3 separate regions of the Homo sapiens genome follow, and all the other regions are linked to region 2. The links are chromatin contacts, found by Hi-C or POLR2A ChIA-PET in ENCODE. All regions are on one chromosome and are shown on one strand. The core of a region is the stretch at or near the end of the contact, and the rest is flanking DNA. Distances in the headings are between cores, read along the strand shown.

Region 1 (2,700 bases), core at 140-2,639, 92 kb before region 2:
GGTTTTACTTCCTTGTTGTTTTTTCTTAAAACAGGTACTGAGTATAAAACACTATGAGAGGGTCTCTCTTCCCTCATTGCCACAACTCATTCTTTGTTGAAGTATGGAGAAGGCTGGAGCTGCAGGGTCAGTGGGCCCTCCTGGGAGCTGGGGGCCATCCCTGGTCCAGCCAAGGCCTGTGACTGCAGCTCAAGCCACATCCCCTACTTTCTCCCATCCCCTCCTCCGGAAGCCTCTTCCCTGATGTCCCCTCCAGGCAGGCAGCCTCAGCCAGAGAGCCTGGAAATCACTGGGGCGGTGGAGCCTGGAGCCTGCTGTCTGGCTCAGCCCGTGGACTCTATGCCCTCACACTCCTTCTCCCCCCCTCCAAGTTCAGGCAGCGCCTGGGGCAGGTCCCCCTCAGGCATCTGGGCCACCTCGGCCCACTGCGTCCGCAGAGTGGGGCTGGCCCCTCGGCTCAGCAGAAGCCCCACGGTAGGCCCATGCCCTCGCTCTGCAGCCAGGTGTAGGGGGGTCTTTCGGAGCCAGCCGGTAGCATCCACCTGGGCACCCCTGTCCAGCAGGCAGCCGGCAACCTCCACGTGGCCTTCCCGAGAGGCGTGATGCAGGGGTGTGAGGCCCAGGGTGTCCCGCGCATCCACCTCGGCCCCCTGGGTGACCAGCAACTGGACGGCAAGCAGGTGTCCTCGGGCGGCAGCCCTGTGCAGCGCAGAGCGGCCATGCCTGTCCCTGATGCCTGGGTCTGCCCCGTGGCCCAGCAGCACCTCAATGTCCTAGAAGAGGAGAGAAAAGCAGGGGCCGGCCTCAGCCCGGTAGGCGAGGGGCAGAGCCACCAGGCGTTTGCCCAGCCCAGGCCTCTTCTGTCCCCGCAGCGGCCTGTCTCTCCTGACACCACTTCCTCATGTTGTGAGGCCGAACCCAAGGCTGGCCTGCTTGGAAACGTCCACTTTTCCCCCTAAGAGTCCTTAGAGCAAATCCAAGGATCTGCAGCCAACACCCTGCCCGCTGCCCAGGAACGGGGGTCTCAGGCACAGGCCCGGCGCTGGCGGAGAGTCTGTTGCTGCCACCAGCATGAAGCCGAGCCCCGGGCCTCGGATCCCGCCCTGGTCTCCACGGGACGGGGCTACACCGGAGGGGCACAGCCGGGGGCGCGCTCAGGGCCTTCGTGCCTGGACACCGTCCCCCAGCCTGGCTCCAGCTGCCCCGGTGGCACGTCTCTGGGGATCCTGGCCCTGCGCCCCCTCCCATCACTGCCGGGCGGAGGGCGGGACGTACCTGGGAGCGGCCTAGGGCGGCCGCCAGACCCAGCGCTGTGGCCCCCGCGCCATCCCGGGCGTCCACCCGCGCCCCGCGCGCCAGGAGGAAGCGCAGCGCCGCCCCGCGCCCCGCAGCGGCAGCCACGAGCAGGGCGCCGTCCAGGCCCGCGCCGCCGGCCGCCAGCAGCTCCAGCACCGCCAGCCGCCCGCCCGCGGCCGCCCAGTGCGCCGCCGTCCAGCCGCGCGCGTCCTCCGCCTCCGCTGCCGCGGGTCCCGGGCCCGGAGCCTCCAGCAGGCGCGCGGCCAGCAGCGTGTGGCCCAGGGCAGCGGCCCAGTGCAGCGGCGTGAGGCCCGTCCCGGAGCGAGCCGCCGCCGAGGCCCCGCGCTGCAGCAGCAGCTCGGCCACCCGCGAGTGTCCGTGCCAGGCGGCCTCGTGCAGCGCGGTGCGCCCCGCCCGGTCCACCGCGCCCACCGGGGCCCCTCGCTGCAGCAGGAGACGCACCAGGGGCGCGTGGCCCCGCAGCACGGCCAGGTGGAGCGGGGTCCGGCCTGCGTGGTCCCTGAGGAGGGGGCAAGGGCGTCGGCGCGGGGGTGGACCACTGACCAGAACCCCGCCCTGCCCCACCCCGTCCTGCCGCCCACCCAGCGCTGGGACCCCCGTCCTACCCCATCCAGAGAAGGGACTCCTCCACCCACCCAGTGCTGGGACCCCCATCCTGCCCCACCCAGAGAAGGGACCCCTTCACCCCCCAGCGCAGGTGCACCTCTCCTCCACGCTGGCACCTTGCCGCAGCAGCTGCGTCACCAGGCCTGCAGGGCCCCTCCACACGGCCTGGAGCAGGTGCCCCCAGCCCTGGACAACACTAGGCCCCTCTGTCCTGGTTCCCAGGGCCTCTTCGGAGTCCAGCTCCATCCACCGCAGTTCCTGTTCCTCCTCCTCCTCCTCTCTGGGCTCAGGCCTCTGGGAGTCCATCTGGGGGGGAGCAGGGATCCTACATCCACTGTGGAGGCCTCTGGCCTGCCCCCAGCCGTGTCCCAGGCCAACTGGAGCCCCCCATTCCAGTTACCACTTAGCCTTCAGAGGGGCTTGGCTCTGTTACCCAAGGGAGCTGGCTCAGGAGCTTTCTGCTCTGGCTGAGGGTCCTCTGTAGACGGGTTCTGGCCGAGGCTCAGCCTGGTGACCCTCTTCACAAAATCCCTTCTGCAGGCTTTGGGGTGGAGTGTCTGCTGCTGAAAAGCTGAATGGTGGCAGCTTCAGCCTTGCAGGGGGTGGGAGAACACAGCTGGTCCCCTGGGCCAGGCTGAGGCCACCTGACGCTGTTTACTCAGCCACTTAGGAAGGCCCTGCCTTCGGGCACAGCCCCCTGTCCAACATACTCCCTCCCCTGCTGGCTGCCAGGGCCCCAGTTCGGCTGCCCTCCTGGGGAACAAAGGCCAGGCGGTT
Region 2 (2,836 bases), core at 315-2,814:
AGCAGTTTTCCCGCCTAAGCCTCCGGAGTAGCTGGGATTACAGGCGCACGCCACCATGCCCAGGTTAATTTTTGTATTTTTGACAGGGGTTTCACCATGTTGGCCCGGCTGGTCTCAAACTCCTGTTTTCAGGTGATCTGCCCACCTCGGCCTCCCAAAGTGCTGGGATTACGGGTGTGAGCCACCGCGCCTGGCCGGCATTTTCTGGCTTTTTTTTTTTTTTTTGACAGAGTCTGACTCAGTCGCCCAGACTGGAGTGCAGTGACGAGATCTCGGCAGCTCACTGTGTTATATGTAAATTTTCTGTGCCGCCAAAGAAGTAGAACTCGAATATAAATTTTTCTCAGCTAGATAATTTACTTCTATAGAAGGGGACATCTCATAGATGGAGCAATGGCGAGCGCTTGGACAAGGGAGGGGAAGGGGTTCTTATTCCTGACGCGGGTAGCCCCTACTGCTGTGTGGTTCCCCTATTGGCTAGGGTTAGAATGCACAGTCTAAACTAGTGCCCATTGGCTATTTTAAAGGGAGCAGGAGTATGGGCCAGAGTGGCGGGGTGAGTGGTTTGGCGGGAAAAATGGTTATGGGACAGGTAACTAAAGGTGACTCAGGTCAAAGCAGGAGACCGGGATTAGTTAGGACGGAGCAGGTGACCAGGGCAACAGATGTCAACTACTGACTAGAACTGGTGGAAAAGGTTGTTTACTGAAACTGCGAGGAAGGTAGACTTTAAAATGCAGGACAAAGACTGAACATACTGATATACTGATTCTTTGAAGGGAAGTTTAGAACTCATTGTATCTAACATTATTCAGGCTTAAAACAGTTTCCAATCCAGTGGGAAAAGTCACTCCATATATTCCGTGAAGTCAACCAGTTCCATCAAGGAGAAAGTCAGGGCCGCTGGGAGCGCGTGGACCGTGGGCTCCGGGGCGGCGCCTGCCCGGGCACCCCGGCCCCGTCCACGCCCCGCAAGAGGAGCTCGCTGGCCCCGCCACGCGGGAAGGGGTCGCCCCGGGGTCTTGGGCGGGAGGGCCGTGCGGGCTGCGGAGACACCGAGGAGGGGAGGCGCCTCTCCTGAGCTCTTGGCGCAGCGACCCCAGGGCGCCGACTCATCGCGGAAGGGCTCGGCTTGCCCGGGCGCCGGTGCCGCCTCGGGTGAGGTTCCCGCGAGACTCTTCTCTGCGTCCTGGACTCACCGCAGGGCGCCCCGCCGCACGGATCGAGAACCTTGGGGCTCCCTGGAAACTTGCCACCCGCTGCCGCCAAGGCCGGAACTCCTCGGAGCCCCTAGCAACGGAGCCCCTAGCAACGGAGCCCACGCGGATGCGGCGCGGGGCTGACGCTGCCTTGGGTTCGCCTACGTCCCTCGGGAATTTTGTCCCGGCGTGGCTCCCGTAGCCAGATGCTTCGCCGCTCCCGCCCCGCTGGCTCCCAAAGCCTGTTCGGCAGTCGCGGCGCCGTCGCTATGGCGTCACTGTCCTCGGGGCCAATCCAAGGGCTGCGCGCGTGTCCCTTACGCGCTTCTATCGCCGGGAGGAAGGGGTGTGTGTGGCGCCTGCGCAGTGGCGGTGACCACCGGCTCGCGGCGCGTGGAGGCTGCTCCCAGCCGCGCGCGAGTCAGACTCGGGTGGGGGTCCCGGCGGCGGTAGCGGCGGCGGCGGTGCGAGCATGTCGTGGCTCTTCGGCATTAACAAGGGCCCCAAGGGTGAAGGCGCGGGGCCGCCGCCGCCTTTGCCGCCCGCGCAGCCCGGGGCCGAGGGCGGCGGGGACCGCGGGTTGGGAGACCGGCCGGCGCCCAAGGACAAATGGAGCAACTTCGACCCCACCGGCCTGGAGCGCGCCGCCAAGGCGGCGCGCGAGCTGGAGCACTCGCGTGAGTGCGGCGGGGCGGGGCGGCGCGGGCGGGCGGGCGGGACGGGCCGGGGAAGCGGGAGCCCTGGCCCTTGCCGCTCCTCGCCGCTGTCGGCAGCCACTTCCCGGGCGAGACTGCGCCCCCGGAGCACCCCCGGCCGGAGCCGTGTCGCGTGCCGGGAGGATCGGACTCTTTCCGTCACCCGTTTGCACCTCTGCAGCTGTCAGGAGCGGGTCAGGTGCGGAAAGCGGTGCGGAGGTGGCGCTCATAGGTTACAGGGGTCAGGGTCTGGGGCTGGCCGTGGTCTTCAGTTACCGCCGAGCGTGCGGGATCCTTCTGCGCTTGCCGCCTCCACGTGGCACAGGCCAAGGCGTGGCCAGATGGGTAGATGGGTTTGTTGGGTGGTTGCTAGCAGTTTCCACGTAACAAGGGAAGCGTATTTGAGAGTTACTTGATTCTAACGAGACTAGCAGATTTGCACTTCTTGTTGGAAGACGTTAGCATTTGCACGGCGAGGTCTGTGAAGCCACAGGCCAGGCCGTGCTGCTCAGCTTGAGTAAACCCCTGACCCAAGGCCCTCAGGGTGTGAGCACTCACCATGTTGTTCAGGCTGGTCTTGAATTCTGGCCTCAGGTGATTCGCCCACCTCGGCCTCCCAAAGCGCTGGGATGACAGGCGTGAGCCGCTGCTCATGGCCTTCCTCGGTAATTTTAACCATCAGGTTAGGATGGGAATCAAGGGCTGGACTTCAGGGCACCTCGGAGGACAGCGGATGTTGGTGACTGACTTTCTTGCTGCAGGCTTATTTGGAGGGTTCCTTTGTGTCCTAGTTCCTGGGGGTTTTCACCCGCTAACTTCACTTAGAGATTGAAACTTCTCCCACTTCCAGAAGCTGAATCGTAGTGATCAGCCTGCGGCCCCCTGCAGTGGTACAGGCCTGGTTGAGCAGCCTCAGGCCGCCTCCCCATAGTGCAGACCTGT
Region 3 (2,700 bases), core at 43-2,542, 120 kb after region 2:
GGGCGGCCGCGGGGACTCGCGCTCTGATCCAAGGGGCCCGACACTCCCCAGGGCTGTGGGGTCCCGTCCCAGCAGGGAGTTAGTTGGGGGGCGTCCCAGGCAGGGTCTGGGGGCCGGGCGCACGCAGGCGGGGTGACGAGCTGGGGGGGCGGGGGGCGGTGTCGGAGCAAATACGGCGGCCAGGCCCAGCCTCTCGCGCTTTCCAAGAACCGCCCGCGGCCGCCGCCAGCTGCTTGGCGCTGACCCCGTTGGCCGGGCTGCCGTCACCCTGGGCCCGACGCCGGCGCGGAAAACGGGGAGGGACGAGACAGACACAGGCCGGTCTGGCTCGGAATCTCCTGCTCCTCTGCCCAATCCCCCACCCCCGCCCCGCGGGACGCCGGTGCCCGGTCTCGGTCCCAGCCCAGAGCCGCTCGCGCCTGGACGCCGGCCGCCCCGTCGAACCTTTGGGTCTCCGAGCTCCCCGCCCCCGCCCCCAATCAGGACCGGTCCAGACCTCCAGGCCCGGCGCTTAGCTCCGTTTCCCGTCCCTCCCGTCTCCCTCTCCCCTTTGCTGGGGCCTAGCCGGGGATTTAGGAGCCACACACCCTCCACCTCACGCGCTACCCTCCACGGGGCTTCCCGCAGCCAGGGCCCGCCCCTTCCCGGCTCCCCGGGAGACCCTGGCAAGTTCCCTCCCTCCGCCCCGCAACCTGGCACCCTCCGCGGCCCTTGCCTACCCACGCACCCCCTCCCCGCCTCCCCCTCCACCGCCCCATACTCACTGCCACGTCCCCATCCGGCCATCCCCTCCCAGCTCTCGGGGACACTGTCAGGCGAGCGACGCGTCTCCTGCGGCCCAGCTCAGCTGCCTGGGCCAGGATGGAGACTCCGCTCATGTGGGGCTCAGGGGTTTTTTGAGGATTCCATTTGGGAAAAAAGCCACCAGATCACTCACTGCCCAGCAGTGGGGGCTTGGGGACCCCCACTGCTACCCTTTCCTAAGCGGGAGCCCTGGCGCTGCCCTTCCCGGGCTGCCTGGGGCCCTCTTCGCTCCCCCCTCCGAGGACCCCGCCCAGCAGGCCATGCCCAGGCCTCTGCCCCTGGCCCACGGGACGCGGGTCCCCATGCCCCCGGCTGGAGACAGCAGGCAGCTCGGCCAACGGACGGGCCAGCTGGTTCCCTTCAGGGGCAGCCTTGCCCCCTCTCCCGCCCCGTCTCCCTCCCCCCCACCACACCGGGCTGTAACCCGAGCCGCCGAGCCACTGCCTCCCCTCCGGATCCTCCCCGGAGGCTCTGCGGCCCGGGCCCCCGCGCCTTGCTGCCCCATGCAGCCCTGAGCCCCACAGCAAGTCTGCCATGGGCCGCGGGGCCCGTGTCCCCTCGGAGGCCCCGGGGGCAGGCGTCGAGCGCCGCTGGCTTGGAGCCGCGCTGGTCGCCCTGTGCCTCCTCCCCGCGCTGGTGCTGCTGGCCCGGCTGGGGGCCCCGGCGGTGCCGGCCTGGAGCGCAGCGCAGGTGAGCGGCGGGGGGGAGGCCAGGTGCCGGGTTGGGGGGGTCCTCACGTCTGTGGGTCTGGTCTATCGGGGGGCCCGCAGGACGTGTGCGGGGTGTGCGGGGTGTTTGAGGGTCCGGATGTGCGTCCCGAGGTCGGAGGGTTGGACGCCCCTGTGTCCAGTTGTTGGGAGGGGTGGGAGGCCTCGCCCTGCTGTTCAGCCCCTTCCCCTCCACTGGGCCGCGTTCCCAGGGACGTGCAACAGGGCGCTCAGGTTAGGAGACCCGAAACCACAGGCAGACAGGACCCGCCACGCCCGCTCCCAGCCCTGGGCACCCCCACCCCCGTTTCCTTCCAGTCCATTTTCCGCGGCAGTTTTTGGTCCTGGGGACCGTCACCGATGCCTCCCACGCACGCTTTCTTCCCTGAAGGGAGACGTCGCTGCGCTGGGCCTCTCGGCGGTCCCCCCCACCCGGGTCCCGGGCCCACTGGCCCCCCGCAGACGCCGCTACACGCTGACTCCAGCCAGGCTGCGCTGGGACCACTTCAACCTCACCTACAGGTGCGCCCTGGCTGGGCCCCGGGGGAGGGGGCGCGGCCGGCGCCCGCTGAGCTCACTCTCCCTGCAGGATCCTCTCCTTCCCGCGGAACCTGCTGAGCCCGCGGGAGACGCGGCGGGCCCTAGCTGCCGCCTTCCGCATGTGGAGCGACGTGTCCCCCTTCAGCTTCCGCGAGGTGGCCCCCGAGCAGCCCAGCGACCTCCGGATAGGTGGGCGCCCGCCCCCGCCCCGGCCCGGCCCTGCGCGCCCGGCCTCTCAGCCCCGTGCTCCCCCCAGGCTTCTACCCGATCAACCACACGGACTGCCTGGTCTCCGCGCTGCACCACTGCTTCGACGGCCCCACGGGGGAGCTGGCCCACGCCTTCTTCCCCCCGCACGGCGGCATCCACTTCGACGACAGCGAGTACTGGGTCCTGGGCCCCACGCGCTACAGCTGGAAGAAAGGTGACCGTCCAGGCTGGCCTCCTGGAGGCCTCTCCTCTGCAGCACAGTGGGCTGCCGCGGTCGGGCTTTGGGGCAGACGGCAGGAGGGACCTTCCGGGGTGGTGGCTGCCACTGGAGTCTAGCAGGCAAGGAGGGGAGCCCGTGGGAGCCCCCATCCCGGCAGCCCTGAACTCCCTTTCCCATCCCCCTGCGCCTCTGGAGCGGGAGCTGGAGCTGCATTCCTGG

Evidence for each region. A loop is a pair of places that touch in the nucleus more often than their neighbours do. ChIA-PET counts read pairs that join two places held with the same protein, here RNA polymerase II (POLR2A). Pooled maps may share reads with other maps.
Region 1: a map with no recorded cell type shows a loop between it and region 2 (5-fold over the local background). The contact joins the promoter of ANKRD65-AS1 here to the promoter of ATAD3A in region 2. A Hi-C loop is called at or near these places in 18 of 168 maps with a recorded cell type or tissue (B cell, CD8-positive, alpha-beta T cell, GM12878 and 10 more), 15 of 37 single-sample maps with no recorded cell type and 28 of 50 pooled maps. POLR2A ChIA-PET finds 5 or more read pairs at or near these places in 19 of 52 experiments (CD8-positive, alpha-beta memory T cell, GM10248, H1 and 14 more).
Region 3: a loop to region 2 is called in a map of naive thymus-derived CD4-positive, alpha-beta T cell, with 10 times the contacts of the local background. The contact joins the promoter of MMP23B here to the promoter of ATAD3A in region 2. A Hi-C loop is called at or near these places in 1 of 168 maps with a recorded cell type or tissue (naive thymus-derived CD4-positive, alpha-beta T cell) and 5 of 50 pooled maps. POLR2A ChIA-PET finds 5 or more read pairs at or near these places in 3 of 52 experiments (H1, WTC11 and activated B cell).

What each region holds. Positions count from the first base shown.
Region 1 is chr1:1,418,777-1,421,476 of GRCh38, forward strand. ANKRD65-AS1 (ANKRD65 antisense RNA 1) reads left to right here and starts at 1,390. Exons shown (of 2, transcript NR_187360.1): 1 at 1,390-1,788. ANKRD65 (ankyrin repeat domain 65) reads right to left here and starts at 2,500. Exons shown (of 4, transcript NM_001145210.3): 1 at 2,357-2,500; 2 at 2,021-2,229; 3 at 1,276-1,816; 4 at 1-773. The coding sequence starts at 2,229. The coding sequence ends at 324. RefSeq lists an enhancer at 1-169.
Region 2 is chr1:1,510,598-1,513,433 of GRCh38, forward strand. ATAD3A (ATPase family AAA domain containing 3A) reads left to right here and starts at 1,565. Exons shown (of 16, transcript NM_001170535.3): 1 at 1,565-1,876. The coding sequence starts at 1,672. RefSeq lists silencers at 873-1,072, 1,523-1,682 and an enhancer at 1,313-1,372.
Region 3 is chr1:1,630,881-1,633,580 of GRCh38, forward strand. It overlaps MMP23B (matrix metallopeptidase 23B), which reads left to right and starts at 1,293. Exons shown (of 8, transcript NM_006983.2): 1 at 1,293-1,494; 2 at 1,903-2,033; 3 at 2,101-2,240; 4 at 2,308-2,475. The coding sequence starts at 1,339. LOC124903821 (a long non-coding RNA gene) reads right to left here and starts at 906. Exons shown (of 3, transcript XR_007065352.1): 1 at 765-906. RefSeq lists an enhancer at 2,000-2,700.